3 separate regions of the Homo sapiens genome follow, and all the other regions are linked to region 3. The links are chromatin loops, found by intact Hi-C in ENCODE. Cell type or tissue: PC-3. All regions are shown on one strand. Links, peaks and the distances in the headings refer to the core of each region. The heading gives the core; the rest is flanking DNA. Region 1 overlaps SIPA1L1 (signal induced proliferation associated 1 like 1). Region 2 overlaps SIPA1L1 (signal induced proliferation associated 1 like 1). Region 3 overlaps SIPA1L1 (signal induced proliferation associated 1 like 1).

The links. A loop is a pair of places that touch in the nucleus more often than their neighbours do. Peaks named below come from ENCODE experiments on the same cell type or tissue, not always from the same donor. Only the 100,000 strongest peaks of a DNase experiment are listed, where the experiment ranks them.
Region 1: it touches region 3 in a loop (2.2-fold over the local background); 3 of 110 quality-filtered maps call a loop at or near these places.
Region 2: a loop joins it to region 3, with 2.0 times the contacts of the local background. A loop is called at or near these places in 2 of 110 quality-filtered maps.

What each region holds. Positions count from the first base shown.
Region 1 is chr14:71,647,442-71,658,297 of GRCh38, reverse strand. SIPA1L1 (signal induced proliferation associated 1 like 1) reads right to left here. Exons shown (of 24, transcript NM_001386936.1): 8 at 7,789-7,963. Among named protein-coding and RNA genes, the nearest start is that of SNORD56B, 250 kb to the right of the region's middle. In PC-3, for the core only: no CTCF peak of the experiment used is centred there; a DNase peak (open chromatin) is centred at 6,857; H3K27ac peaks cover 877 bases.
Region 2 is chr14:71,620,633-71,631,488 of GRCh38, reverse strand. SIPA1L1 (signal induced proliferation associated 1 like 1) reads right to left here. Exons shown (of 24, transcript NM_001386936.1): 7 at 7,253-7,441. Among named protein-coding and RNA genes, the nearest start is that of SNORD56B, 230 kb to the right of the region's middle. In PC-3, for the core only: no CTCF peak of the experiment used is centred there; no DNase peak of the experiment used is centred there.
Region 3 is chr14:71,569,182-71,580,037 of GRCh38, reverse strand. All of the region lies in intron 4 of SIPA1L1 (signal induced proliferation associated 1 like 1), which reads right to left. Among named protein-coding and RNA genes, the nearest start is that of SNORD56B, 180 kb to the right of the region's middle. In PC-3, for the core only: no CTCF peak of the experiment used is centred there; a DNase peak (open chromatin) is centred at 4,847; H3K4me3 peaks cover 299 bases.

The DNA of each region.
Region 1 (10,856 bases), core at 5,625-8,124, 76 kb before region 3:
TAACAGGAAAAATAATTTATTTAAGAGAAATATCTCAAAAAAGAAAAGAGAAGAAAAGAAAATGATTTAGGATGAAAAGATTCTAGACAAGACAGGTGTTCTTCCTTTTTTTTTTTGTATTTGATCCTCTTTGGCAGTCTAGTGAAGCCTACGGATCAGATCCCTTCTCAGAATAATATTTGTAAAAGTATAAAATAAAAAACATAAGATTTCAAAAGAAATTATATCGAAGCGCACAGTATCAAATAATTTTAAATATGAATGCACAAGATTTATATAACAAGATTTAGCAGTTGGTCTAATATCTACTGTAATGCTGAAGACATGATGAGCACAAACACTCTTGAGATGTCTGCAACAACAAATAATATAATACGAAAATATCTGTGCTTTCTATTGGCAATGAAATCACAGGTAAATGAATTACTGTGGTTTACTGCCTATGGCCATAATGAACAGAAATGCTAAATTTCAACTTGGGGTCAGTGAAAATAAAGAAAATCTTATTTCCCATCCAAGTTCACAGACCCCTGAATTCTGTCGACACATCAAGTTAGGAAACATTTTTCTAATACTTCCAATTCAAGCAAGAGACTTGTTTTGTTCTTAAAAAAAAAAAAAAAGACAATAATTTAACAAGACCATTAACACTGAAGAACAAAGTTGACACAGCAACGTCTAACAATTTTTTTAAGACTTAAGCATGTTGTGTTCTCACTTTCCTTAAGAAAAAAAAAACCTCTACTGCCTTTATCTTAACAAAGTTTCAGAATCAGTGTTCCCACAAGTACCTGGAAGCTGCAGAAAAAAGTTATTAACTTCCCAACTCAAAGGGAATACCTGTTTAGACTCAAAGGATCTGGACTTAGGGGTTGCAAAAGGAACAGAAGTACATTCACTGTAGGTAAACTCAACCCTCTATCAACCCAATTTTTTTTTTTTTTTTTTTTTTGAGACAGTCTCACTCTGTCGCCCAGGCTGGAGTACAATGGTGCGATCTCGGCTCACTGCAACCTCTGCCTCCTGGGTTCAAGCGATTCTCCTGCCTCAGCCTCCTGAGTAGCTGGGACTATAAGTGCATGCCACCATGCCTGGCTAATTTTTGTAGTTTTAGTAGAGACGGGGTTTCACCATGTTGGCCAGGATGGTCTCAATCTCCTGACCTTGTGATCCACCCACCTTGGCCTCCCAAAGTGCTGGGATTACAGGCGTGACCCAACATACCTGGCCTCGACCCTATTTTTTGAGGACCAAAACACTTGATGGCATTTTAGAGAACGATGCTCTCAGACAAAGTCTCTGACACATACCAAAAGGCAACAGTAGTTCTGAAAACTTAGTATGCACAGCATCAGCTGTGGAGCTAAATTAAGAGGCAGATTCCCAGGGCCCACCCCCCAAAATACTCCTCAGTGGGTATAGGGCCTCACAGGGGAATCTATTCTTCACAGACACTCCCAGGTAGCTCTAATGCAGTAACTCCGCTGCCGTTAGGTACTGCTCTAAGAATAGACTACAACTGTGGCTTGCAGACAGCTTTCTAAAGATATTCTAGAGCTCTGAGTTTCAAGCTTGAGCTTGTTGGAGAATCTTAATTTTGAAGCTGACATAAAATGCGAAGGCTTAAAAATAGTCAAAAATAGAACAAAGCAAAGACTACTTTTCAAAAATTGGAAAACTATGTAACAACATATAAATATCCAAGAAAAATATCTTCTAAGTATTAATGACCATCACAACAAAAAAACTGTGTATTACTACAACAAAGGATTCAACTGAACTATTTAAGACAGGTCTTGAACGTGAAGAACTTATCTATTGTCAAGAACCCTTTCTATAAATATGTATAGAACAGATCAGCACATTTTAAAACTTTAAAGTGAATGTGTCACCACTGACGTGTACTTATACATGTGTTTCAAGTCAATTTTAAGCAAAATTAATGAAACAGAAAAAAAAAATGTCATTGGTATTCATTTATTACACTGTGCTTTATATGCCTGCTAGTTCTAAAAGGATTACTGCCAGAGAGGAAAACTGCTGGGGAAGAAAACACTGAAGATCATTTATTTTTCTACTTCTAGCCCCTTCTCTCTGTCCTCCACGTCTCATTTCACACAATGTATGCTATCTGACCAGCCTTTTTCTGAGGTCTTTTAGATTCATAGAGTTTTGCTGATAATTTTCAACAGTTTGGGAATAGTTTCAGAAGTTTCAGAGATGAAACTAGGGCTAAAATAATGAAACTTTTCTTTCCAAGAAGAAAAGAATTCCAAAATCCTGAAATTACTATGCACTTCATAGAGGTATTAAACTTTACCAGAAAGAATGAAAAAAGAATGTTTGCTATAAAGAAATAATTAACAGAGTAAACAGACAACCTACAGAATGGGAGAAAATATTTGCAAACCATATACCCAACAAAAGACTAATATCCAGAATCTCTAAGAAACTTAAGCAAATCAACAAGAAAAAAACAAACAGCCCCATTAAAAAGTGGGTAAATAACACAAATAGACACTTCTCAAAAGAAGACATACACGTAGCCAACAAACATGAAAAAATGCTCAACATCACTAATCACTGGAGAAATGTACATTAAAACCACAATGAGATACCATCTGATATCAGACAGAATGGCTATCATTCAAAAGTCAAAAAATAACAGATGTTGGCAAGGATTTTGAGAAAAGAAAATATACATACACTGTTCATGGGAATGTAAATTAATACAGCCACTATGGAAAACAGTATGGAGATTTCTCAAAGAACTAACAATAGAACTACCATTTGACCCAGCAGTCTCCCTACTGGGTATCTACTCAAAGGAAAAGAAATAATTTTATCAAATGGCACCTGCACTAATTTGTTTATTGCAGCACTGTTCACAATAGCAAAGGCATGGAATCGACCTAAGTGTCTATCAATGGTAGACTGGATAAAGGAAACATGGTACATATACATCATGGAATGGTACGCAGCCATAAAAAAGAACATCATCATCTCCCTGGCAACAACACACATGCAGCTGGAGGCCATTATCCTAAGTGAATTAACGCAGAAACAGAAAGTCAAATACTGCATGTTTTCACTTACAAGCAGGAGCTAAACAATGGGTACACATGAACATAAAGATGAAAACAACAGACATTGGCGAGTCCAAAAGTGGGGAGGAAGGTTGAGAGGAAGGGTTGGAGAACCCTACTCCACCTCAAAATCTCCACCTACTGGGTACTATGCTCACTATTTGGCTAATAGATTCACTAGAAGCTCAAGCCCCAGCATTATGCAATATACCCCTGTTAACAAACCTGGACATGTCCTCCCGAATCTAAGACTGTTTACTATATTACTAAGGAATAAAGCATCCAATGCTCTTATTATAATATTTTTAGTGACCATGAAACCCTGAAACTATGAAAGTTTTAATAGAATGACTATCAGGAAAATGAAAAAAAAAATGCTTTTTTATCTGGTTGAAGAGCGTATTGAGCAACTCTAAAGGGACAATGTGCTTGTAGAAGGAGGATGAAAGAATGATGCTACTTCATATTTGTATAGAGCTTTAATTAATAAGTAAATTCAGGCATTATATAGGTCACCTTGACAATCACATGATCTGCCTCCTTGACAATCACATGATCTGCCTCCAAATCTTTCTTTATGAAAAGTCTTATATCTCTTTTAAGATCTTGAACCTCAACTGCATTTATAACACTGCTGAAAAATGGAGGAGAAAACAAACAGTCACTAACATTGCAGCAAATTAATGAAGGCAGGGCTTTGAAGGAAAGCTTTTACAAACGGCTTCTAAGTCTCCTGTGTACTGACGTGACAAACAAGCCTCAGTCAGGAAATAATTCCCCCAAATAATCCACGTACGTAGCTAAAAATGAGGATGGTCTCCAGCTTTCAAATAACAAACTGCTTGGTGGGAAGTTTATTGTATTTATTGTAGTGTGAGAGAATGGTAATTATCTAGGTTATATCATCCAAATAAGAAAACAAAAAAGAAGGAAAAATCCCCTATTAAAAATTTCTTCATTGCAGAATTGTTCCAGCCTGTGACATATTTATTTGTAGCTTGCTTGTTTGCTACAAATCCTTATTTTTGAAATGTGTAGATGGTCTTTGCACAGATAACTGGGAAAAAGAAGAAATGGTTCAATAGTTCATTACTTCCCTGAGCCTCGTCCTCCTTTACAAAAATACTAAGAAATGAATATGATGATAATGCATGAAGTAGAGCTATCTCATGAGCTGGTTTGAGTACTGTTAGCTCAAGGGCTTAAGAGGGAGGAAGACATAGGCTAAAGGCCGGTCTTGGGGCTTTGCTATACTTCATTCTACATTTATGCTTTCTCTGAACACTTCATTAACCACACTACTGGGATCTATTCTACTTTCCTAATGCTTGCTAGCTATCTAACCATGGGCATGTTACTTAATCTAAAGAAGCCAATTCTGTAAAGTGGGGATAATTGGTATCTAGCAGGTTTGTCGGAATTAAACGAGACGGCATACATATCAAAAGTATCTGGGACTTCTGCTTCCAGCCATAATGAAGTGCTTGATACAGCACTTACCATGCCATTGTGAATAACTAGAAAAAATGATATAATAGCTGAAACAACTGTTTGCAGACATTGGAGAACAGGCAGCCTTGGATAGTGATCCTTGAGAAAAAAGAATACAGAAGATGAGCCCTATGACCCCTGGGCTTTCTACCTAGAGGTACTTGTGGGACAGTTGACACAGAGCAAGGTACTGAAGGGGGAAGCCAAGACAGACTCGAGTTCAGGAAGTCTGAGGTGACTGATATTTGCTAGGCAGAATACCAAAGAGAAAGAAATATCAGATGAAAGGTTCAGAAATCTGAATAGGGGTCCCTTTGAGTCTTGAGTTGGACAGTAAGCTGCATATGCATATGCATAAATTCCAAAAGCCAAGCAAAGACAAAATATTAGGGAAAGAACAACTACCAACGAATTATAAGCCAAACAATTCCACAGTTCACACTGGGTTGGGAGACATTAATGAGTTCTGAACAGCCACAGTAGACACTTCATTGAATATTCAAGTACTGAGGTGCAAGAAAAGTCATGCCTTAGTAGTAGGGCTAAGTTAGCCAGAGTAAAAGCTACTCTAGGTATGCTTTAACAAAGCTTAAAAATAAGACTCATAAAAATCAAGCTGTTCTGCAACTTCACTGCCTGCCAAAACAAAACTCAACACTTAAAGAAGATAACAAAATTAAGACACTGAACAATGAAACATTTACAATATCCAACATCTTATCAAAAACAACCAGACATGTGAGGAAGTAAAATATATACAAAGGAACCCCATTAAAAAAAGAAACTGAAAATGAGAGAAATGATGAAATTAGCAGATGAACATTTTGAAACAACTATTATAAATGTGTTTAGGGATCTAAAGGACAGCGTGAACCTAAAAAGGTGAGAATAGAAGACATTTAAAAAGATTATCAAATGCAACTTTTGGCCCTGAAATATAATATCTTAAATGGAAATTTCACTGGACGGGATTAACAATGAATTAAGATACCATGGAAGAAAAGAAAAACACAAGGAGCTTTAAGATATATTAATAGAAATTATCCAAACTGAAGCACAGAAGGAAAAAAAAAGGTTAGGGGGAAAAAAAAAAGAACCAGGGCCTCATTAACCTGTGGTACACCAGTGAGTGATATAACATATGTGTAATTGGAGTCTCAGAGAGATGGGAGGTTAAGACAGAAAAAATAAAGAAATAACAGCAGATAGTACTTTAATTTGATAAAAACTACAAACCCATAGATTCAAGTGACATCTACAGTGGGAATGATCCTTGAACATTTGTTCTGAAAAGCACTTTTTTAGAAAAAGAATTATATTCAAAGTTTCTTGACACAACATAAAGTTAGATTAAGTATGGTGAGATTACATCACAGCACACAGAACGAAGTCTTATCTCTAGTAGTGTCCAGCCCAGTAGGAGGCAGCTGAGGTGTACAGAGGCTGGCTGTTGCCTATTTTGGTGGTCTATGATTATTTAATGCAGGTTTAAATGGCATAGTGAATAGACTCTAGTTTTTGCCCCTATTAATAAGCTTGGAGTAAAAGAGATGATTTTGCGTACTGTCTTCTTTGGGGCTTCAGAGTAGGAATACTTCCCTACTTTTCGTTCATTTTAGGAAATGCGACATTTTAAAAGGACAGAAGGATTCTTTGAATCCTTCTCAGGAAATATGCCCTGAAAGGTCAGACATGCCTCATAAAGTTGAACTACTTAAAGGAGAGTAGTTCAGTGAAAAAGAATCTTTCCCTGTTGAAGGTATTATATAATTCCAAAACTACATTAAGAGGCTGTTTGGTAATCCAGGCTCATCCCCCTCTAGCCTTTGCAGTTGTTGGGATAATTGGACAAACTGTGCACAAAGTGCTTATTTTGTGTATTCCACTGCCTTACTACATGTCATGTTGCTTAACGATACCCTAGCTATACATTTCTCACATCACCCTTCATCACAGATAACACACAATCTTATCAACTCCCAGTCTGACCATTCATTTATAGTATCACTGAGCTTATTACACATTCTCTTCCCAGATCCTTTCAATAACTGTTTGTGGTAGTGATAATTTATACAGCACAACAAATGGGGGCAACATGAATGAACTGTACCAGGTGAATATCAGAATAGCTGGATAAAAAGAGTTTAAGGACATACTGAAATTTAACATCTTTATGCAGTTGCAAGCAGAGTACAGAATGTTAAAATAATATTTAAGCAGCTAGGCTATTTATGGGTTTTAATAGTCTCTCTTGCATGTCGTTTCCAAGTTGGCAACAGCAAAACCATGGCAACAGGAAATTCTTCCCTGCAGTGGAGTTTATGAATGCTTTTCTGTTTTCATGACTCAACTCCTTATTTAATTTCCTGTACAGAAAATCAGAGAGATTACTATAGACTGCAATACAGATGTGCTAATCCCAAGACCCTCTCAAAGAAAAACAGGTCACAGGTGTCTATGGATGAATTTAAAGATAAAATTTAAAACTGCTTTCACACAGACACATAGCAAAAGTCAACACACTCTTTGATTAGTCCCAGCTAACCAAAATAGGCATTTGAGAATGTTAACTATTTTACTGACAACTTGGGGACTGGACATGGACAACCTTTTAGGTTCATGCACCATAGTTAAACAGATTGTTTCATTATCATGCTTTTAATCAACACATTTTATGAGCTAAACTAATACCAAAGCTAAAAAGCCTATTTTCTCAGAGATTAAGTAGACTGTGAATAATAATAATAGAAACAAAAACCCTAGATGTAAAAAGAATACAAAAAAACAAAAACAAAGGCTGACTACATAGATAAACATGAAGACTATGAAATGAATTAATGGAAGTCAAAAATTCCAGGCTTACACTCAGACAGTTGTAAGTTTCCGGAGTTTTTAATCACCCTAACATTTGGCTAAATGTAATGAAATTTACACAATGCTCACCCAGGAGCAATTCTGCACGATCTGTGTCACTGCCCCACTCCATGCACACACCTCTGACAACACTATTTTTTTAGAGTCTAATTCTAGCTACTTTGGTTATGATCTTCAACTGTTCTGGTGCTACATCCTCCCTCTCTGGCTTTCTCTCCCCCATCACCAGCAGTGTTCTGCGATAAATGGCAATGTTGCTTTACGGATAATTTAGCAGATGCACAACAGCACAACAGGGGGAAAATAAGCCTAGTAGGAGGGTGTAAGTATTTCTTACTTTTGGTATCAAGCTGTGCTCGATACTTCTCAAATCCTTTGAGCCGAACTCGCTCTCCCAATAGTTGAAGAAATTCTTCAAAGGCTGGGCCAGCTGACTCATTGTTGTACATCTCTTCTTCAGTGCTCTGTCCAGCTTTGCAGTACATGATGCCTACTTTCTGCTGGTAGTTCAGCTGTGAAGGCAGGTAATACGATGCATATAAATATAGGCAGATCCACTTTGTCCCAGTCAAATGCTAAAAGGTCCTATAGGGCACATGCCCAGAAAATAGCTAACACCTTTCTTCTCTTGAAATCCTTCTGTATTTTCCGTCTTTGATCCAAAATTAAGTGGAGCAAGTATCTACGAACTTCATGAACTGAGAAAAGGCCAGAAAAATAAATGAAAATTTCCTGTATGTAAAGATCATGCACCATTAAACAGATCTGTTGGTACTATAGGAAATTTCTGTTAATCAATTACAAAGTACAAAATGAGGTTATTAAAAAATCCTGGTAACTAAAGGCAATTCTTTTTTTATGGTGTCCCCCCTTTTAAAAGGGAGGTCTTTACAAATTTAAAAGCAGAGGTCTACTTTATAAAACATATTTTAAAATAAACTGTTTTGCACTAAAAGGTCCACTAATATTTTTGCAGTTTTTTTTTTGTAAAATTAGAAAAGACTTATCTCCCAATACCCTTTTCCCAATATATTAAATTATAAACCTTGCCTATATCTTTGTTACAGCACTACTATCATCAATACTGTACTTAGAGCAACTTCTCTTTCAAATAGTTTTCCAAAGGATGAGTGTCTGCAGAGAAACTTTAAAAGAGGCCTCACAATGGCAAATCAGCTAATGGCAAATATTTCTTCCTCAAATGCAGTTAAAATGAAGGATTAAGAGATTTACTTATAACATTAATCAAAACATTTATTCATCATTGAAAAGTCCAGTCATTTTGCAAAGAAATTTTAAGGTGTTACTGATCATTTAACAAGCAATGAGTTTTCAACATAAAAATGTGTACTTTGGGCTGGGCACAGTGGCTAATGCCTGTAATCCCAGCACTTTGGGAGGCTGAGGGGGGCAGATCACTTGAACCTAGGAGTTCCAGACAAGCCTGGGCAACATGGCAAAACCCTGTCTCTACAAAATGTACAAAAATTAGCCAGGTGTGGTGGTGCACACTTGTAGTCCCAGCTACTCGGGAGGTTGAGGTTCGAGGATCATTTGAGCCCGGGAGATTGATGTTGCAGTGAGTCATGACTGTACCACATACTCCAGCCTGGGCAACAGAGCAAAACTCTGTCTCAAAAAAAAAAAAAAAAAAAAATTGGACTTTGAATTCTCCAATGACATTGGGACAATTCTTATCACTTAATCCTATTTCCAGAGTGTCATTACAACCACCACATCAGTAAGGTTTTATCTAATAAAAGGGGGAAGAGAAGAGGTGAAATTTTAATAGCTAACATTTATTGAATACCTATCATATGCCAGGCACTACGTGCAGTGTTTAACATACATTAAATTCTTACTCTCACAATAGCCCACAAGGCAAATATTACCCCTGTTTGACAGATGAGCAAAGAGATCAGAGAATGCAAGAGAGAGGAACTAGTACAGTAGGGAGAGACACAAGATCATAAAGAGTCAGTTCTGTGACTCAGCTCCATTAACTATCACCAGAACTCAACCAGGTTTGTCTTTGGACAACCGCTGCAACATATGTCTACAACTTCTTATTTGCAATTCTGAAGTTGAAAGGTAGAAAGCAAATTTAGGCAAACATATTTGGCAGCAAAACTTGACATGGGGCTGACATTAGTACTTTTAATTTATTCATCTTTGTGTGAATATTCATGTTTCCCCTGCATAATTGATTGTGGGGTACTGCCCCAGATCTCACTGGGAATATTACTATATGGGTCATACATTTTATTATCCCTCTAAAATCTGAAAATTCCTCAATTCTGAAACACAGCCAGCCCTGCCACTTTATATTAAGGGACTACGAACCTGAACTACCATTTTCAGCTTTCCAAATCAAATGGTTCAAATCGTGATAACGGAAAATGTCACAGGGGAGAAAACAAATGAACAAACAAAAAAACACCTTTGCTTGCTTTGTCTCCCTCCCCTGCACCCTGCTTAGCTGACAAGAAAGCTCAACAGCCTTTGCATTGTGCATAGACAGGAGGGTTCCTGGATATATATATATATTTTTGAGATGGAGTTTCGCTTCGCTCTTGTTGACCAGGCGGGATTGCAATGGCGCAATCTTGGCTCACTGCAACCTCCGCCTCTGGAGTTGAAGCGATTCTCCCTCCTCAGCCTCCCAAGTAGCTGGTATTACAGGCATGCGCCACCAGGCCTGGCTAATTTTTGTATTTTTAGTAGAGATGGGGTTTCACCATGTTGGTCAGGCTGGTCTTGAACTCCTGACCTCAGGTGATCCACCTGCCTCGGCCTCCCAAAGTGCTGGGATTACAGGCATGAGCCACTGTGCCTGTCCTGGAATATTTTTAAAACAGCATACAATCTGACCTACTGCTACCTTGATTATGAACAGGCACACATTCGGGACTTAGTTCATTTTTGTATAGCACACATAAGAAAAAAAAATCAGGGTAAAACTTGCTGCACACTACTGACATTTAACCCCTTTCTTAGCGGGCCTGCTTCTAATGGCTGAATGTGGCTAATGCTTAGAAGGGAACGCTCCCACAGGTAAAGGTTTCATCTTGGCTTTAGAATTGAGCTAAGTACCCTATTAGGTCTCAACAAATAAAAAGGGAGAGATAGTCTCGATGTCTATTACAAAAGAAGTCCTTAATACAGCCAGATTCCAGGGCTGAACATTACCTGACTCTCTCCCTCCAGGGAGAACAAAAAGATCAAGCAATCTGTAGACAGGAAGGGGCTTTAAGTTACATGCTGTCTGGCTATGCCTTCCAGAACAGCCTTCGCTTGCAACAGGGTAAAACAAAACTCACCCTGACTAATGGAAAGCATTACAGCGACACTGAATTTGTGGGTGCCTATTTAAAACTTCATAGATAGAGGCCTAAGATTTCACTG
Region 2 (10,856 bases), core at 2,726-5,225, 53 kb before region 3:
ACAGAAAAAGTCTTCATTGCAGTACTGTTTGTAAGAGAAAAGGACTTAAATCTACACATACATGCCCATCAATAGAGAAACTGATGAAATAAACTATGGCACAGCAGTACAACAAAATACTATGCTACTATGCAGTAGTAAAAATACTGGGAAACCTTTCTATGTACTGACGAAAAAAATCTCAAAAATATATTCCTAAATGAAAAAAGCAAGTGTCTACAGCCTGTTATATCTTGTATAAGAAAGGGGTGAAATGCATGGAATACTATGCAGCCATAAAAAAGGATGAGTTCATGTCCTTTTCAGGGACATGGATGAAGCTGGAAACCATAATTCTCAGCAAACTATCACAAGGACAGAAAACCAAACACTGCATGTTCTCACTCATAGGTGGGAACTGAACAATGAGAACACATGGACACAAGGTGGGGAACATCACACACAGGCCTGTCAGGGGCTGGGGGGCTGGGGGAGGGATAGCATTGGGAGAAATGCCTAGTATAAATGACAAGTTGATAGGTGCAGCAAACCAACATGGCACATGTATACCTATGTAACAAACCTTCATGTTGTGCACATGTACCCTAGAACTTAAAGTATATATATATGTATATATATAATATATAAAAGAAAGGGGTGAAATAAAGCTGCATATGCATATTTGGTGGTATCTGCATAATGAAACAGAAATACAGAAACTGCATAATGAAACAGAAATACTACACCTTGTAGTTAATAAGGTGATTAACTACAAGGCAGGGGAGAAAAGGGTCATAGGAACAGGTAGAAATGGAACCCCTGAATGTAAACATAGTCATACTGCTTTGATTTTGGGACCATTTGAAACTATTGCCTAGTTTAGATAAATCCTATAGGAAAGAAATTGGTTTAACTTTTATTTTAAAGCTGAATTTAAAACACAATCCACAATTCAAAATCCAGAAGACAAATGTTTGCCACCAGTTCCTGCATCCTTCTGAATCGTGATCCAAGTCCTCACGTGTGATCTTAGTCTTGCTGTGTTCTCTCACTGCAAACTGCAGTCCTACCACAGCCGCATGTCTTCCAAATGCTAATGCTATCAGTCCCATTAATCACAAAATCTTCTCATTGGAAGGGACTCTATCCTGTCATCCAATCCAGCCTCAGCCAGGCAAAAGAACAGCGATAGGCCAGCACAGGGTGATCACTACTTGTGAACACACAAGACAAAGCTACAGATGCCACTGATTTCTTCCCCTGACTAGATGGCCATGGTGGATATCTCCTTCCTGAAAATGTACATACGGATCCACCAGTTGTCTGGAATCAATTTGGTAGCCATCTGAACTCTAAACATGCATTAGCTAATATCATAATCTAAGAGACGATTAAAATTCTAGGAATGGCAATTGTTCTGCCAAAGCTTCATTTAGAGAAAATCAGTTTTGGAAAAAATATTTCCCCTATGGATCATTTTTCAAAACTAGCTGCCTGAATCAAAGAGAAAATGGCTAGTCAAACTCATTTATCCTCACAATAAAATAACGCAGCAAGGCAATGAATAGGCGAAGTCAGCAGAGAATTTCATTCATGTCCTTAATCAAAGGGTCAGTGCTATTCATTACCACATAAACATTGCTCATTTCCTTATATCCATTCTTGAGATATTTATTGCAGAGTTAAATTAAATATGATCACTTTCTCCCTTACTCTGACTTTAATAACCTGAAGGATAACTTCTTAAAATTTGAAACTCAATAAATATTTTCATTTCACTGCATTTTTAATAATCTAGAAAAACAGTGAAGATTCATTTAGGCAAAGTCACTACCATTTACATGAAACCTGACATTTCCTAATGAAAACAGAACTACCAATTTTCTCTACTGCAAACTAGCAACTGTACCTTAAATATTTATAAACCAGACCCATTCCAATTTTATTTGGGTTTAACATATTACACTGAATACCGGGCACTGAAGTCTGCAGCAATATAATTCCAGTTTCTTCTTCCATTCATGGGGAGGGAAAAGAGGACAGGGTGGCTGATGTACTGGTTGAGAATGCAGGCTCTAGAGTCTGAGTGCCTGGATTCAAGACCAGCCTGCACAGACTCTAATTGTGACTGGTCTTTGTGTCTCAGTGCTCTTAGCTATAAAACAGGAACAATAATAGTATCAAAGCATTCTGAGGATTAATTAAAATAATTCATGGAAACTGTTTCACACAGTGCCTGGCCTAGTCACTGTCAATAAAAATCATCTACTTTTGGCCAAGAGCAGTGGCTCATGCCTGTAATCCCAGCACTTTGGGAGGCTGAGGCAGGCGGACCACGAGGTCAGGAGATCGAGATTATCCTGGCTAACACGGTGGAACCCCGTCTCTACTAAAAATACAAAAATTTAGCTGGGCGTGGTGGCGGGTGCCTGTAGTCCCAGCTACTTGGGAGGCTGAGGCAGGAGAATGGCGTGAACCTGGGAGGTGGAGCTTGCAGTGAGCCGAGATCGCACCACTGCATTCCAGCCTGGGCAACAGAGTGAGACTCCGTCTCAAAAAAAAAATCATCTACTTTTATTACTCCCTTACATGTGCCTCACACTCCTGCTCAGCGGGATTCCTTGCTGCCTCATGAACGCACTGTGTGCTTCTGTCCTTCCGAGTCTCGTTCTTATTGTTCTGAGTATGGACCACCCAACTGCTTATTCCCTGGCCTGATGAAATCTTCTTCCCCTCCAAGGCCCATCTCATTCTGATCCAGTTAACCATTATGACTTGTCCCCACTGGCTTGTACCTCCATGCTCTTTGTTTGCAATTCTCTTATTAGATTTATTATATTAACCCTGACATCCATTACAGTAATTTATGACCCTGTCTCCTTCATGGATAAGGACTATGTCTTACTAGCCTATTTTGTTCTCTACAGTATTTAACAACCTGCAGAGTCATACTTAAAAAGCATTTATTGGATTTGAAACAGTCCTGCTTACTTGTGAAAGTGAGCATAATGTATCAACTACAACAGAAGCTCTCTCATAGGATATGTATAAAGATTAAATGAGATAATGTATGTAAAGGGCTACTAACAAGTTATTATCTTATTATCAACAGCTCCTATTTCTTCAACGTTTTATCACATGCTCAGCACTGTACTAAGTGCTTTACATGTGGGAACGCCTTAAACCAGGGCTTGACATAATCATCTTTCATTCCCCTTGCACAGAGTAGATGAAATATAGGTATTTTTAAATGACTGTTGAAGAAAAATGGCTCTGATATGGCAAATTTAAAAGTATCTGAATTTTCTACATTATTTAAAAGCTGACTTGATTAAATAACAAAATTCCTAATACTTCACAGTGTAGTTTTTTAAATTATTTATTTTTTTAGAGACGGGGGTCTCATTATGTTGCCCAGGCTGGTCTCGAACTCCTGGGCTCAAGCAATCCTCCTGCCTCAGCTTCCCAAAGTGCTGGGATTATAGGTGTGAATCACATCACCCAGCCTACAGCATAGTTTTAAGCATCAGAATATTCCAATATTCTACACTGAATTCCTAGTTAGAAATTAAAAAAATAAAGATGACAGATTTTTAAAAAAGAAATTAAAAAGAAAGTAATTCGAGATATGTAAATGGGATCTTGGAAATCTTAAAATTGAAGAGCTGTATTATGCAAATTTATATCCAGTGCTCAGGGCTATTAAGGGATGACAGGTAAGAAAAACAGCTCTGGGAATTTCTGTATGCCTTAATCCCCTTGACTGTAAAATAGGCCAATAGTTGGAATCTATTGCACAGGGTTGCTGTGAGGATTAAATCAGATTATGCCAGTAAAGTGATTAGAACATAGTAAAATGAAATATGTATTTATTTCATTTGTTTTTATCATGAGATGCCCCCAACTGTACTGTAAGTGAAGATCAAGGTGCCTGACAGTAAGAACACAAATTTTCTAAAGCATCAAGTGTTATAAATTCTTATTGGTGTGAAAATATTAGGAGGTTAGTTTTGTCTTCTCATTGCCATTTTAACAACTGACATGGGCATCACTAAGTAGTGAAAGGCGGGCGTGGTGGCTCACATCTGTAATTCCAGCACTTTGGGAGGCCAAGGAGGGTGGATCACCTGATGTCAGGAGTTCGAGACCACCCTGGCCAATGTGATGAAACCCCATTTCTACTAAATATGCAAAAATTAGCCAGGAGTGGTGGTGCATCCCAGTAATCCCAGCTGAGGTGGAAGAACTGCTTGAGCCCGGGAGGCAGAGGCTGCAGTGAGCCGAGATCGCGCCACTGCACTCCAGCCTGGGTAACAGAAACAGAGACCCTGTCTCAAAAAAAAAAAAAAAAAAAAAAAAAAAAAAAAAAAAAAAAAAAGTAGTGAAAGTCCCAGAAAGGCATCAGGATGGAGAATGTAAAAGCTTGGATAAGCTAAAAAAATTAGTTCGTTTTCTAAAATAAGTTTCTTCAGGAATTGAAATGCATACTTCAGCTCCCACATATATATCACTGTCAAGTTAAATAAAAAAATTATTAGATTTTTGTGCAGTGCTTTCTTTTATATTTAATAGATAAAATTTTAATTTTTCTGTTCACTTTAGCTTTTGATAGTGGTAAAATGAGGAATTAAAGCACCAAAGATTTGAAAGGCAAAATGCCACAATATAGGAAATAAATTGTGTCTTCTTTTACAAAGCATGGTTATGTAAGACAGTTAATAAAAACATAAAATATATTAAAAGAATCATTTAAACCAAATATAAAAAGAGATTTAAAGCTCCTTCTGATGAGTCCAGTTTCCTTGTATCACACTATGAATCTCTTTAAATATAACGACACACAAAGCTGGAAATTTTAAAATATGACGACACAGATGGAAACTAAAAATGCTTTGCAATGATTCATATGCATAATCCACTGCACTTATAAGCATTTCCTTTTTAAAATCTGTATTTGTAAAGGCACCAAAATAATCAGTTTCTCAAAATAATTCCAAGGCATTAATGAGATTTCCTACCAAAAAAATTACTCCCAAGACTAAAAGCCTAAGTATGCATGTCGTCTGCTTTATCTCAGTACAATCCAGGCTTTGAATGCTGTATGTATGGAGATAAAAAAAAGACAGAGGCTAACCCCCGGTGCTCTTTAGTCCAGACATGGAGCTGTTCATATAGAATAGCATGCTTTGAACCTCTAGATTCCACTGTCTAGTAAAAAACTACTGTCTAATAGTAATACTCCTGTTGAACGGGATGACATATTTAAGGCACTTACTTTCAAAGTAAAATTGAAGAGACTGACTGATTGCCAAATTTTAATTTTGCCTAGTAAAGATATTAAAGAAAACAACTATCATATATTATGATTAATAATTTATGAAGGAAGGGACATTTTAATGCTTCCAAGAATAGGAAGGCCATAATTTCAAAATAATGGCCAGTTTTGTGAATTAAATAAACTTTGAGTTCAACTCTTTATAGTGTTCTTATCTTTCCCATGTGGATAGGACTATAAAATATTTATCACAGATCAGCACCGTCTGTGATCCAGCACTTGGCATCACTAACAGAGGACATAAAATGTGTCAGAAATCCCCATAATGTCTACAAGTAGAGTATCCATTTTTATTTAATATAGTTAAAACAAAAGAAAATGGCAATAACTATCTCCTTTACATAAAATAATCTGTTTTAATAGAAATTTCAAATGTTAAGTATATGACTATATTATCAATGTCTAAATGTTTTTATTCTCCTTGATAAACACAGTAGTAGAAATGACCGAATCAATAAAGTTGGACCTAAACATCATTTTTCTACTCCTTTGTTAGAATAAATGTTCAGAATATTACTGGAAAACAGCCTCCAAAATAGTTACGTTTATATGTCAGTAGTCTTTTGAAGAATTCAAAGGGCAACAAATTTTCACATTATGAACATGGATACTCACAGCATTCTTCAGATGTATGTGTCAAATAGATATTAGCTGTGCATTATGAAAAGTGAAATGGATAGAAAAAGGCAAAGATTAGAAAAGAGACACCTGGCCAGGCGCAGTGGCGCATGCCTGTAATCCCAGCTACTCGAGAGGCTGAGGCAACAGAATCGCTTGAACCTGGGAGGCAGAGGTTGCAGTGAGCTGAGATTGCGCCACTGCACTCCGCCTGGGTGACAGAGTGAAACTGTCTCCAGAAAAAAAAAAAAAAAGAGAAGAGAGAAAAGAGACATCTAACTATTGCTTCATTATATATTCTCAGTGGCTGAATTAAAACAATAAATATACCTTAAAACTGATTTTTTGGACTCTCATTCATTTTAATAAAATTTGAATTTTTGATTAAGGAAATCCTATCCAAATCTGGTCACAAAATGACATTCAATAGCTGGACCCTTCTGTGAAAAATGAACATAATGGGGAAAAAAAATAAATAAACTACCTGAACCAATTTTATTTTTGGAGTAATTTTTAAATGTAATGTTAAAACTACTACCACCCACTACTAGGATGCAATATGGCTAAAATGCTAAAAGAAAGAATTAAAGTAAGAGTATATAAATATATTATCTATAAAATTGGCCCATATGCTCAAATTACTCTAAGCAGAATGTGAAATTTTACATTTTTATATTTAAAAATCTTGGCTAGAATATATCTTTGGTGGTACTAATAGACTTTGAAACTCTAAGCTTTTAAGAACAGCGCGGTGAAGTGGCACAGACTTTGAGGCAGACTATGTTTGCACCCTGGTTCCAAAACTTACTAACTGTGTGAAATTGGATTTATTACTTAATCTCTCTGTGTCCCAGAATCCTTCTCTCTAAAATGTGAATAATAATAGTACCTTTCTCACAGTGTAGGGAGATTAAATGAGATAACATATTTAAGGCACTTAGAAAAGGGGCTTGCAAATATGCTCATTATTATTAATTACTGTTATTACTGTATTGTCATTAACACAACATTATTATGATTACTGCTATTATTTATTCTTGGACACTCGAAAAACTTACCGTACATATGGAAGATTATCAAAAGAATTTAACGTAGTTTAAAGTGCCTTATTTATAAATTCTGACATGCAGAATTTCATCAGATGAGAAATGTTCAGAGTTCAGAGTTAAGAAAAAACAAAATGAGTAATTGCAAAGAGAGTGTCTTTCACAATAAAAAGTATCAATTATCTCCATCAAAACAAGAAACATTAAGGTCTGTATTCCGGAAGCCTAGCAATAAACCTGAGCAAGAATGCTCTCCTCAGAAAGGCAAACTCACCCCTTGTTCATCCAGTTTCATGAGCTGCTCTGTGACCTTGGGTGTGTTGAAGGCCAACCGCAGGCACTGGACATTGAGCTCAGGAACCACGTGCTCCAGCACTTCTTTGAGAGGCAGGCCTCTGGCTGTCGAGTGCTTGGCTGTCGACGGAATGGCGTCCTCCAGGACCGAACCTCTCAGTGTCATGAGCTGCAAGAGAGACAGGTGCTGTGGTGAGGCTTCTGGGATGTGAGATGCCTGAACACATGTACATGCACTGCAGGCCTGAACTGTGGGGCTCCTCACAGAGCTAGGGAATGATTTTTGATGGGTAAAGCCAGTGAGGGAGAAAGAATGAGAAAAGTGATGTAGGATACTGTAATATGAAAAATGAAACCAATGCTTTCAAGACCAGGGTGGGTCCAAAGGAGCACATAATCAAGACTTCTGAGGATATTTATTTAAAGACAAAAAATAACATTTCCTTAAAGAGATCAGTAAAGATCAAGGTCTCTATATGGCTATACCATGTCACTATGCATACTAATTAGGAAATTAAGAAGGCAGAACCCCAGAGCAATGTCTGAAGAATAAATACTTAGAATTTGGATGTTATACTTCTTTGAATTATAAAAAGGGGGAGATAAAGTTTTAAGCTTCATAAGGCATGGCTGACAAGCATAAACTATTCATATTACCAAATGCTGCTGCCACCGGACAATTATCACCATCAGTACAGCAGCACAGGCAATAGCAGCTGAAATTACTTTAGATTTTCTCTTATTTCTTAAAATACCTTCCCTTCTTAAAATACCCTCCATTAATACCTTAAGCAAAGACATTTTCCTACGTAATGATGTTGTTTTCAGAGAAAAGTTAACCAGACATGAAGCCTAAAGTAGTCTTAATTTCCAAAAATGTCTACAAGGCAAAGTTTTGTTAACCTAATTTAACTGCTGCATGGGGAAAGAAGAGAAAACCCATCAAACTGAATACATTTCCATTTAGCAACAGGAGCTACAAAAGCTAGGAGTGCAAGTTGAGGATTGTCAAATATGAGGGTGAGAGGTCAGAAAGACACACTGCAATCTCAGAAGGACAAGTATACCCAACAAAGTATAACAAGGTCAGGACCTCAGACAGTCCAAAGGCAGAGAATGGACCACAGTGGCTCAGGGCATAAAGAAAGGCCCCACTGAAAGGAGGGGTTTTAGGAAATGGCCATGAAATAGAGGAACAATTTCTACAAAAAGAAAATGTCAAGAGACAACATGAGCAAAGGTATGGAGATTGGGAAAAAAGGGAGTAAGTGGGAAGGAGTGATTATTGTAGATGGACACAAGGAGAGTACAGGGAGAAATGGATGAGGCAGCTGTGAGCTGGGGGTGCACAGAAGACCCTGAAGCTGACTGAGTGGTACACGCCTCACTGGGCTCCTACAGGTCAGCACAGGACGTGTTCGTAGGGGGACGATGTATACTCAGAAATTAAGCTGCAAATAAGATGAACTGTGAGAGGAAGCAACTGGAGGCAGAGAATGTAGTTAGAATGAGTACCTTTTTTCTTTCATTATAAACAATTTCTTTTCAAATAACAAGTAAAAATCATTTTCCTATTAATGTATAATTTGACACAAATAGTTTTTATTTTGTTTTTAAATCATGGAAAATCGTTAACTCAGTTATTTGACTGTTTTCTTCATGAGATAATACATAGCTTGAAATAGGGAGCCACAAAGGCTAGGGGTGTTCTCAACTTAGAAGCCAAGACCAAATTCAAGCCATTGCATCCTGAGCCATAGAAAGCAGCTAACTCATGAAAGCCAAAGCAGATGAGAAAAAGAATGGCTCATTTTTTACATCCGAATCACTAGTATTACTGATATTTTTCTTAATGACTTCCAGAAATAAGAATGGAGTCCTCATAAGTCCTCGTGTTCCTATGCTTAAAAACACTCACATGCCATAAAATTTTGCTCATAAACAAACTGCCATGCCTACAAAGGTATATATCTTCTTTTATGTTTTGCAATGTTTATTTATACTAAAATGAAAGAGATTTGTTTGTATTTCTGTTATCTTGCTGCCGCTTACTGAAGCCACTAGAGTGTCACTGTCATGTTTTCTTTTTTCTTATCTGCATGAGAAATTAGTAACATGAGAAGTCCCTGATACAAATTAAGTCTTGTTTCATTTGTAATAGGTAAATGGGCTTCAGTGAAAAAAGTGAAGGAACTATCTCTCAAAGTGCAGGAGCTACAGACAGGAACCAATATCTGGAAACATTTCTATCAAAAGTCTTAATACAATATTACCATTAAATCAAATTTATGGATTATTTATTATTAGAGAGAAAAAAATTATACAAAACCTAGTGGCAATTAATTACATAAATATTAGCGGGAGGAAGGAAGAAAGGAAGAGAGGAAAAGGAGGAAAGACATGGAGAAAGGGATGGAAGGAGACAGGCAAGGAGGGGAAGTGAGAAACAGGGAGGCAAGGCACCATTTGAGGAATCGGGCACGTTGTACTGAACAACTCGGACAGAAGCCCCCACCCTCCTGGGGCCTGCATTCTAGTGGGAGAGATTAAAAGCAAACAAAATGACTAAGTATAACAGAGAAGACAGTGTTAAGTATTAATGAAAAATAAAGCACTGAATTGGATATGAAATGGGAGGGGAATAGAAATTTTAGATTCAGCGGTCAAGGAAGGCCTCTGTGGTTTCTGAGTAAAGGCCAAATGGAGATGAGGCAGCCTGATGCAGAACACAGCAGTGGGGAGGAATGACGGGCATCTGAGCCCTGAGGCAGAGGTGTCCTGAGGTGGCCCAGGTAGGAAGGAGGCCAGTGTGGCAGGAAAAGACTGAGCCAGGAGGAGTTATCAGGGATGAGGCGCAGAGAGATAACCGGGAAACAGAAGAGCATGGTCTCCTAGGCTAGCAAAGACAGTGGCTGTTTCTCAGAGGGAGATGAGGAAGCTTTCAAGGATTTCGAACTGAGCAATGGCAAGATCTGGAATGACATTTCAAAGGAACCCTGTTGGGTCAAAAGGAGGCAGGGCTTCAGCATAGAAGCAGGGAGAACAGTTCTCAGAGCAAGACCAGGACCAGGACTGGGTAGTGAGGGTGGGAGAAGTAGTTGAGCTCTGGGCATATTGTGAAGACAAAATGAACAAGTGTTGCTGACAGACCAGATCTCAGGGGCAGGAGGGAGAAGATGGGAATAAAGTGTGGCTTTAATGGTTTCTGGCCTGAGAAAATACAGTAATAGAGTTGTCATAAAGTGAACATTAATTTGAACGTAAAAAACAAGTGGTAATGGTTTTTTTGAACACTTGACTTGAACCTTTCAGTCAAAGGCTAAGGAAACAGACCCAAGGGACACAGCTTATTCAAATGGCTTAGCTGGAGAAGAAGAGAATCTTATGACTACAGAATTCAAGTAGAACATTTCGGGTCAAGGGAGTAAAGCAGAAAGAAAAGAGGTGGGAAAGGTAAGAGTTGGTGTGGTTCACAGACCAGAGCAGAATTTAGGACAGATAGGTAGGAGACAGGGGCTGGGATCAGATGTGGAGAGCCTGCAAGACATGCTGAGAAGGGAAGCTCGTGGAAACCAGTGACAGGA
Region 3 (10,856 bases), core at 3,858-6,357:
CTAAGACAAATTTTCAGGCTGCTAACATTGGCGATTTGAGACAGTCACTGTCAGTGACACAGGGCGCCATCTCTATCCTCAAGTCTCTATTATCTAACTGGAAAAAGAAGACAAGTATGTAGGAAACGGGAAGGGGCTCAGTAGGAAGGAACACCACAAATGGCTTTATTAAGGATAGTGCAGTTTTCTTATTTGAATATTTATGTTCCAAAAAGAATTTAAGAAACTGCACTTGAAAAAACACGTTTAAATTTAGCTGAGGAAAAAAGTAGAAAGGAGCATAAGAACAATGGGTGAACATAATATCCAAACTATTATTAATCATGATTGATATCAACAGTAAGCATATTTCCCTTAGCAGATTTTGAAATACCACCCAAGAACCTAGAACGTAAAAGAAAAACATTAAAATTACTCCACATTGCCTTAGCATGTCCTTAAATACAGACTGCATATGGTTCCTCTGTCTGTCTGACTGTACCGTTATCTCTGAGCATAACCTCTCTCCCTCAAGGGATCTAAGACAGCAGGACTCTGTCACCCATTTCGTTTCCTCACACATGCTCATTCCTCTCCTTCAGTCCTCACCAGCACCCCAGGAGTACAGCTGACCCTTGAACAACACAGGTTTGAACAGGGAAGGCCACTTATCTGTAGATTTTTTTTCAATAAATACACTAAAAAATATTTTGGAGAACTGTGACAATTTGAAAAAACTACATAGCCTAGAAATATAGAAAAAAAAATCAGTAAAAAGTAAGGAATGTCATGAATGCAGAAAATACATGTAAGATATTAGTCTATTTTATCATTTACTACCATAGAAAATACATAAATCTACTTAAGGAGCTAAAATGTATCACAACTTATGCACAGAAAGATCATAAACGGTGCGGTCTGCAGCTGAGAGAAATGTAAACAAATGTAAAGACGTAATATTCAATCATAACTGCATACAATTAATTGTAATACATACTGTATTCCTAAAATAATTTCATAGCCATATCCTGCTGCTATTGCGGTGAGCTCAAGTATTACAATTCTCTGATTAAAAACTAATCCTCTCCAGGTGAGCAGTTCCTCTCTCTGACAAACTTCATGTCAGAGTAAAAAAGTGACCTCTCGTGGTTCTGGTGTATTTTTCACGCTTAGTAAAATACGTTAACCCCAAATAACACCATGGGACCCATATGAAGTGCCACTAGTGATGGTAAAAGTGCTCCCAAGAAGCAAAGTCAGGATTTTATAAGAAAGAGTTGGATTGTTTGATCTGTACCATGGACTGAAGTCTGCAGCTGCAGTTGCCTGCCACGTCAGACAGATGAAGTAAATTTACAGTACTGACAAATACAGTAAAGTACTGCAAATGTATCTTCCTGATGATTTTCTTAATAACATTTTCTCTTCATTAGTTTACTTACTGTAAGAACACACTATATAATACATGTAACATACAAACTATGTGTTCATTCACTGTTCATGTTATCAGTAAGGCTCCTGGTAAACAGTAGGCTATTAGTCAAGTTCTGGAGGAATCAAAAGTTATACTCAAATATTCAACTGCATTCAGGGTGGGAGTTTTGGTGCCACAATCGCTGCATTATTCAAGGGTTAACTGTATCTCCATTTTACGAATGAAGAAAGAGCATAGAGAGGTAAAGGAGTGGTCAGGCCAGGTGCAGCGGCTCACAACTGTAATCCCAGCACTTTGGGAGGCTGAGGAGGGAGGATCACTTGAGCTCAGGAGTCTGAGACCAGCATGGACTCAAACAAAGCAAGACCTCAAACAAAGCAAGACCTTGTCTCTACTAAAAAATAAAAAATAAAAAGTCCGGGAGCAGTGGCTCACGCCTGTAATCCCAGCACTTTGGGAGGCCAAGGTGGGCAGATCATGAGGTCAGGAGTTCAAGATCAGCCTGGCCCACATGGTGAAACCCCGTCTCTACTAAAACTACAAAAATTAGCCAGGCATGATAGCGTGTGCCTGTAATCCGAGGTACTTGGGAGGCTGAGGTAGGAGAACTGGATGAATCCGGGCAGCAGAGGCTGCAGTGAGGCGAGATCGCACCACTGCACTCCAGCCTGGGTGCCAGAGCAAGACTCTGTATCGGAGAAAGAAAAAATAAAAAATAAAAAAAATTAGCCAGGCGTGGTGGTGTGTGCCTGTGGTCCCAGCTATTCAGGAGGCTGAGGTGGCAGGGCTGCTTGAGCTCAGAGGTTTGGGGCTGGAATTAGCTGCCATCGGACCACTGCACTCCAGCTTGGGTGACAGAGCAAGACCGTTTCAAAAAAAAAAAAAAAAAAAAAGGCATGCCCAACAAGCCATAAAGTTAAGCAAATTGTGTATAACACAAAGTGCAGCTGGGCGCAATGGCTCACACCTGTAATCCCAGCACTTTGGGAGGCCAAGGCAGGCGGATCACCTGAGATCAGGAGTTCAAGACCAGCCTGGCCAACATGGTGAAACCCCACCTCTACTAAAAGAATACAAAAATTAGCTGGGTGTGGTGCTATGTGCCTGTAATCCCAGCTACTTGGGAGGTTGAGGCAGGAGAATCATTTGAACATGGGAGGCGGAGGTTGCAGTAAGCTGAGATTGCACCACTGAACTCCAGCCTGGGCAACGGAGTGAGATTTGTCTCCAAAAAAAAAAAAAAATAAGTGCTCACTATATAGCAGGCTCTCTCTCAATACTGGGCTAGTGGTTACAAAATTTATGGTAGAAAAACTACTTTGAAAATATAAAAGAAAAAAGGCTCCCTTATAGCCTGTGTACCACTTCTGCAGTCCAGCGCAGGCATGAATTTCTATATCCTGTGGATATGGATACAGTGAGAGAAAAAGTATTTATTGATAATTAACTTTAACTTTTTAAAAATGCTATGGTAGTCATGTCACTTTGAGAACCTTCAGTGGCTCCTCAACTGCCATGCCATTATTTTCTTTTTCTTCTTTTTTTTTTTTTTTTGCTCTGTCACCCAGGCTGGAGTGCAATAGCATGATCTCAGCTCACTGCAACCTCTGCCTCCCAGGTTCAAGCGATTCTCCTGCCTCAGCCACCCGAGTGGCTGGGACTGCAGGTGCCCGCCACCACACCTGGCTAATTTTTATATTTTTAATAGAGACGGGGTTTCACCATGTTGGCCAGGCTGGTCTCAAACTCCTGACCTCGTGATCCAGCTGCCTCGGCTTCCCAAAGTCTGGGATTACAGGCATGAGCTACTGCACCTGGCCCCTGCCATTATTTTCTTATTTAGGCCTGGATTTTAGGCCTGGAATTCAAGAGTAACTGGCACCTGCCCACAAACTGTTTCCTTCTTATATTAACAGAAGGAAACAGGCTTGCCCTAAACAAACCACTGTGCCCTCTTCATAAAGCTCTACCAAGTGACTCAGCCTGCATGAAGAATTCAATATTGACAATTTAAAACTGTAAATTATAAAGAATACCTTGTCTGAGCCCATCATTTTCCACCAGTAGTAGCCAGAAACTGTAAGTCCACCTAGGATTAAATAGCAAGTGTCAAGTCCAGGTTTACATCCAGATTTCCTCATTCCCCTACTCTTACCCTGCCTGTTGCACCATGCTGTCCTTTCAGAGCATGCTTGTTCAATAATCTGTTTCCATCCATTGTAACCAGTTATGTATGCATCAGGCACTGCTCATTATCTCACTAACTCGCTAAAGCAATCTTTAAAGAGCTATTATCTACTGCAGTTTGTACATGAAGACCCAGCAGCTTAGACGAGACTGGGTCACTGCTCGAGAGTCTGATCCCTAAGCCATGTTCCTTGTACCAGGGCACCCTCCTTTCTAAAAATGCTTCCCTTTCTGCTACTTACTGAAATTTCAAGATTCAGTCTACCTGTGGTTCAGCCTTCTCTCCCCAGTGAGACTTTCAGGCTCTTGAGGAAAAGATCTGTCCAATCCTTATCCTGAAAGCACCTAAGCTTAGTACCCTTGAAATGTAATCACTAGAAATAAAAGTTACGTGCTTTCAGCTAAAATAGAATGGAAATTAACTGATAAATTATCAGAACTTCTATTGTAATCTAAAACGTAATCATGGTTATTTCACACATATCTGTGTTGACGGAGAAATGCCAAAAACAAGTCCACATTAGCAAAATTTAATAAAGGTTTCAGCTTCATCTTTCTCTCTTGAAGAGCCTTCACAACAGTAATGAATAAAAAATAGTGGGTTTGACCTTCTCACCCCAATCCACTCATCAAAGGAGCATGAAAAACAGGCATAAAAAGGAGCAAATCTATTAAAAGATTAACAAGAAGTGACACAGAACTGGATAAAACACTGTCACAATGAAGTAACTAAAAGATAAACTAATCCACAATAGAATCGACTATTTAAAATCCCAGCAAATAAACATATTCTCACAGGACAATGGAAGGCAGTGTGGTTAATACAGCATTAAAGGGAGAGACAACTAAAACCAGAAATTTAAAACAATTACCATCAAATTAATGATGGTCAAAATAATTTTTATCTTTTACCCTCAAATAATTTTTCTCCCCACACAAGTCTCTCCTTTGCCCCTTTTCAGTCATTTTTGAACCCGGTTATATGCTTACTGAAAATTTTAATAATTGAAATAGTACAGAAAAAGTGAAAAGTATACGTCTTCTTCTACATGTCCCAATCCCAAGCCCAATGATAGTCACTCATCATAGTATACATATTCTTCCAGGCACTGTGTGTGGGCTGGGGGCACAGACAGTAAGACACTGAATGATAAGGGCAGAGGAGAGAAAGGATCCAGTGCAAGGGACAGTCAGTTCCGCAGCAACTTAAGTATTTACAGAGCCAGAAAAAGAAAGGCAAAGGGGTGGATGATTAAGAGCCAAAGAATCCACTTATGCTCACAAGCAGCAAAGGACCTCCTCCCATTCAAAGCTGATGTAAAAATGCTGGATGAAATGCTTCATATTGGAAACATTTTGAATCCTTTATTTATATCATGGTTCCGAAAATAGAGGCCCTATACAAATAATTCTGGCAACTTGTCAACAGAAATGAAAGCAGGAGCAAACAAAGTATCTTTCTTTAATGCATACCACATCCTTCCAGTTTTTTTTAAAAACTATGCACATATGCAAATATACATACATTTTATGCCTAACTTTCAAATAAAATTATTTTTAATCTAATCCCCTAAACTTAAAAATCTCTGATTTCTAAGTGAGATTTTCCTCACAAATGTATTAACTTGATCATTTAAACTCTTATTAACTAGAAAAAAAATTAATCAAAACGCAAACCAATAAAGTGTTCAAAGATAAAACCTTGTGGCAGGAAGTCTTTTTTTTTTTTTGCCAACCTTTTCATTTTTGTGACAAAGTAAAATAAATCCTCTAACTAGAATGTAAGTTTGATCTTAAAACATAGTCTTGTGTGTCTGCAATAATGCTTATTTTAAAAACTGATCACTTTGCCTATTCAAGACTGTTTATAAGGTGCATATTAGCACGAGTCTTAGCCTCCTTCGCTTAAATCCTCAAGGAGATAGCCTCTCTGTTTTTGCAATGTCAGAATTTCCTAAGTGCAAGATAAATCTCCCTAATTAACAGCCCAATCTCTCCACACTCTTCCCACCATGCTCCCTGAACCCTGAGCTCCAGTCAAAGGGAAAGGAAACCAGTTAAAATTTCTTGAATGCACCGGGTTCTCGTGAGACTTCAGGTGAAGCCAAGTGGTAACTTTTGCTGGAACACAACTCCATTCAATTCTCTTCCTTCCTCCTCCTGTTTTATTCTTATCCACCCTTTACTCCTCTAACTCTTACTCCTCCTTCAAGATTGCACTGGGGTATGTTCTCTTTCAGGAAGTTGTCCACCCCTTCCACTCCCACCCCTACCCCACCTTATTCTTTTTACAGCATCCCTTGGGATTACTACAGGAAATTTATGGTGGTTAAAAATCAAGATTTTTGTTGTAGAAATCAAAATTTCTACTTTAAATAAATCATGATTTCACTATGTGTTATTACCTTCTAACACCAGAACTGCTGCCAAGAAAAAGTGAGGAACTGTCTTTTTGAAACTTTCTGGCATCACTGCAGTTAAAACAAGTTTTAAAGAAAGAATATGTTGAACTAAGAAAAATTCTTTGACAGAACACAAGCACAAGAAAAGGCCCATCTACTGTTCTGAGTATAATAAGCATCAAAGGCATACAAATCAAAACAACACTATACACATTAGGAAAAAGTACTGGAATACCAGTAACCACTGTTAACAGTGACAAAGTTAAAATAGACATGTCGCTAGAGATAATGGATATTGTTTCATTTTAGGGGGAGAAAAAAACCATTGGCAGGTAAGCCAGAAAATATTCATGTTGTTGAGCTCTGCAATCTCTCTTTCGACATTTGGAAATGCATAGTTGTTGAAAGCAGGAGGGATTTTCCTCTGCCCAGCTCTCGGGCATCTTTCCTCCTTCAGCAGGTCCCAGGAGCTCTGCTGGTTTGCCCTTCCTTGTGCAGCTGTAGACATCCACTCTTTCTCTTGAGGTCCCAAACTTTCTCCACATCCTTGGTTCCCAAAAGACAATCAAACAGGACACACTGTGAATGCTCAGTTTTCTGATGCGCCACCCACTGAAATGTAAGTGCTTCAGGCCAGGAACTGCATCTTATTTGATTTTAGGATACTTAGTCCTTAGCAGAGGCTTAATCATAAATGTCAACCACATTTGAATAGGAAAATAGGTGGTAAAACAAACACTGAGACGTGATTTTACAATCTGTAATAATTGTCCAAAGATACTTACTGCAATGCTATTTTATTTTTAATTCGTTTATGTTTTTATCAAAGTAATATACATAGTAGTTAAAGGCAAATAGTACCACAGGCATATAAAGTGGGGGAAACCGATACTGCTTGACTCCATCTTCTTCAGTCCCAAGAACAGCCACAGCCACTTTCAATACATAGCACTGTTTCCCTCACTATTTCCTTATTCCTAAATAACACGCTCATATTGCTACTTTTTAATTTGTCAATCTTACGTAGTAAATGTTGAAGTCCTGTTGTGGAAGATGAGAAATCAGCATGCTTCCATTAAGTGTCTCTCCCATTTCCTTACCCCATTCTATGTACCTATTTATGTTCACATGTGTGTATATTAGTTATATCACATAGCTATATATATTAGGATTTACGTTACTACGGCTATATTTGCTCAGTTGCTTACTTTACTTTTCCCGAACTTAGTAACAGTTTCATTTATTTTCATTTGCTTTATTTCTATATACCTACGCTTAATTTTTCCTACATACAACATAAGAAGCAAAAAAATCTTGTTATTCTTTCCACACAGTCAAAAACAACAGATTCCTATCAATTCCATTTCTCTTCCCTGAAGAACTCTCTCCTAGGGCTCTTCTCATGCCCCAATCTAGCTGCTGATCTCTAGGTCTCCTGAAGAGGTATTCTGGGGAACATCCCACCAATCACCATCCTGACAGTTCCTTTCTTTCTCTCCTGGATGGATCCCACGTCTCCCAGATTTCATTTCTTCTTTTCTTAATTCACTCCCTCACCTGGATGGACCACTACCTTCTTCATTTAGTAACTGCCTAAGAAGGGGTGCATGGGTGGTAAAAGCTTTGAGTCTTAGCATGCCTAGCTTTAAACTGACTGATGGTTGGCTGGGCATAAAATGACAGGTAGTAAAACATTTGCCATTAGAATTTTCAAGGTTGCTATGGTCCGAATATTTGTACCCTCCAACACTCATGTTGAAACTTAATCCCCAGTGTGGCAGTATTGAGAGGAGAGGCCTTTAAGAGGTGAGTGAATTATGAGAGCTGTCCTTGTGAATGCTTAATCCAGTCACAGATTAATGGGTTAATGGATTAATGGGCTATCATGGGAGTAGAACTGGTAGCTTTATAAGAAGAGGAAGAGAGACCTGAGCTAGCAAGTTAGGAGGCTCAGCCCCTCAGCATGTGATGCCCTCCATCGCCTTCTCGGGATGCTGCAGAGTCCCCACCAGCAGCAGCTGGACCTTGGACATCTCAGCCTCCATCTGTGTGAAATAAATTCTTTTTAAAAATAAACTATCCAGGCCAGGCACGGTGGCTCACGCCTGTAATCCCAGCACTTTGGGAGGCTGAAGCGAGCGGATCATGAGGTCAGGAGATCAAGACCATCCTGGCTAACACGGTGAAACCCCATCTCTACTAAAAATACAAAAAAAAAAAAAAAAATGAGCCAGGCATGGTGGCAGGCGCCTGTAGTCCCAGCTACTCCGGAGGCTGAGGCAGGAGAATGGTGTGAACCCGGGAGGCGGAGCTTGTAGTGAGCCGAGATTGTGCCACTGCACTCCAGCCTGGGTGACAGAGCAAGACTCCATCTCAAATAAATAAATAAATAAATAAATAAATAAACCATCCAGTTTCAGGTATTCTGTTGTAAGCAACAGAAAATGGACTAAGACAAAGGTATTATTTCATTAACTTCTAGCTTTTACTGTTGGAACTGAGCAGCCCAAAATAGTCTGATTCCAGTTTTTTTTATGTTATATGCTCTTTTCTGGATTTTTTTTAGGATCATCTGTTTAATACTGGAGTAGTCTTTGTGTTGTTCTTTTTATGGTCCTTGTACTGGACACTCAGTGGACCTTCACAACTTTCAGTTGAGTAAAATTTTATTTTATTACTCTTTGATTAATTCCTTTTCCTTCCCATTCTTTGTTCTTTCATTCTGTAAATGTTCTATTCATTGGACACTGGGCCACCTGAACACTTTCTTATTTTTTTCTCCTGCACCCTCCATTTCTTTATCTTTTTCTCTTAGGTATTTGAGAGACTTTTTAAAACATCGTTTTCCAACCAGATTATTTAATCTTTCACATTGATTCTTGGGCTCAATTTTGAAGAAATTTTGTGTTCTCTGTTTCTTCCGTTTAAAAAAATCATTCTGGCCAGGTGCAGTGCCCCATGCCTATAATCCCAGCACTTTGGAAGGCCAAGACAGCTGGGTCACCTGAGGTCAGGAGTTCGAGACCAGCCTGGCCAACAGGGTGAAACCCCGCCTCTACTAAAATACAAAAATTGGCTGGGTGTGGTGGTGCGCACCTGTAATCCCAGCTACTTGGGATTACAGGTGGCTGAGACAGGGAGAATTGCTTGAACCCAGGAGGCAGAGGTTACAGTGAGCCGAGATGGTGCCACTGCACCCCAGCCTGGGTGATAGAGCGAGACTCCATCTCAAAAAAATAAAATAAAAAATCATTCTATTCTTGTTTCATGAATGCAGTATTTTCTCTCGTCCTTCTAATAAACTAATTTTTTATGTTTCCATTTCATCTTCAGTATCTTATATTCCCCAAATTTACTTTTCTTCTGTTTTGTTTTCATCACTGTCTTTTACATGCTAAGTTTTGCTAATATGTCTGCTATAACTGGCTATCCTTTTGTATTTAAAATTGAGGCATTAAAATAGCAGACTGGGCCAAGCACAGTGGCTCACACCTGTAATCCCAGCTCTTTGAGAGGCCAAGGTGGCTGAATCTCTTGAGCTCAGGAGTTCAAGACCAGCCTAGGCAACATGGCAGAACTCTATCACTACAAAACTTTAGCCAGGTGTAGTGGCGTTCACCTGTGGTCGCAGCTACCTGAGAGGCTGAGGTGTGAGGACTGCTTTAGGCTGTGAGGTGGAGGTTGCAGTGAACCGAGATCATGCCACTACACTCCAACTTGTGTGACAGAGTGAGACCTCATCTCAAAAATAAATAAATAAATAAATAAATAAAGATAAATGGATTTTAAAAAAGAAAAAAGAAAAAAAATAGTAGACTGAAGCTCTGTGTGAGGCACGGCTTGTTGACTACTAAGTAGACTTCATGAAAGGGACTAAGTAGAGATCTAGTTGGTTTACCTGGGGAAACTGGATAGAGGGGAAAACACTATGACTTCCTAACATCTGCTTATCCTCTAAACTTTGTATCTACATCCAGGGAATCACCTCTCCTTTCGTTATACAAAATCTGCCTTCCATAGTAGAAGCTAAAAATGCCACAATGTTACTTAACATAGCCGTTCTTACAGACAGGGTGCAGACACACAGTCAGCCCCTCAGCCAATGAGACATGCATGTCCTGGACTCTGAATCAACAGTAGTGTCTAAAGAAAGCAGGAAAGAGGCGAATCCATTTACATGGAAGGTGGTGGCAGAAGCAGTGCCAATGCTGCACACTGACAACCTCAGGCAAGTACTGACAGTGGCAATGTCAAGCCAGACATCCAGTGTTCATGGGCAACACCACACCAGCCTACTTGTGGGAACGAGTGTTGTCTTGGCTACCTGGCCTCCCTTGTTTTTCCTATTTTTCGAACCCAGTTCTACAGCCTTTCCAGTGATTCTACAAGCTACTAAATATTATTACCATAAATTCCATTCCTTCTTAAATCAGACAGAGGGTTTCCCCTTCTATACTGGGGGACCCACAAATGCCATATTTGTAGTTCATTTCTAGGATACATTTCAGTGTCTCTGAAGAAGAATGGTTCCACTTCCCGTCTGACTGCCAGCATCCTGGGAACAAATCTCAGCAACAAAGGTTTCAAATAATTCCTATTTCCAGAGCCTCTATAATTACACTATGGTTAGGGAAAGGACCCCAAGTATCTACTTAAAACTAATTCCACCCCTTAGTGCAATCCTCCCAGCTACTTGGGACCCTCCAATCCTGGGGTTGCAGAGAGTCAACATTTTTTGGAATCCCTCAGTAAAGCCATTCAAGACACTCTTTTCACGTCACTAAATTAGTTAAATTAAAATTCATGCCCCTCTCTCTGGTGACAAAAATGGTGTTGATCATTCAAATCTGCTC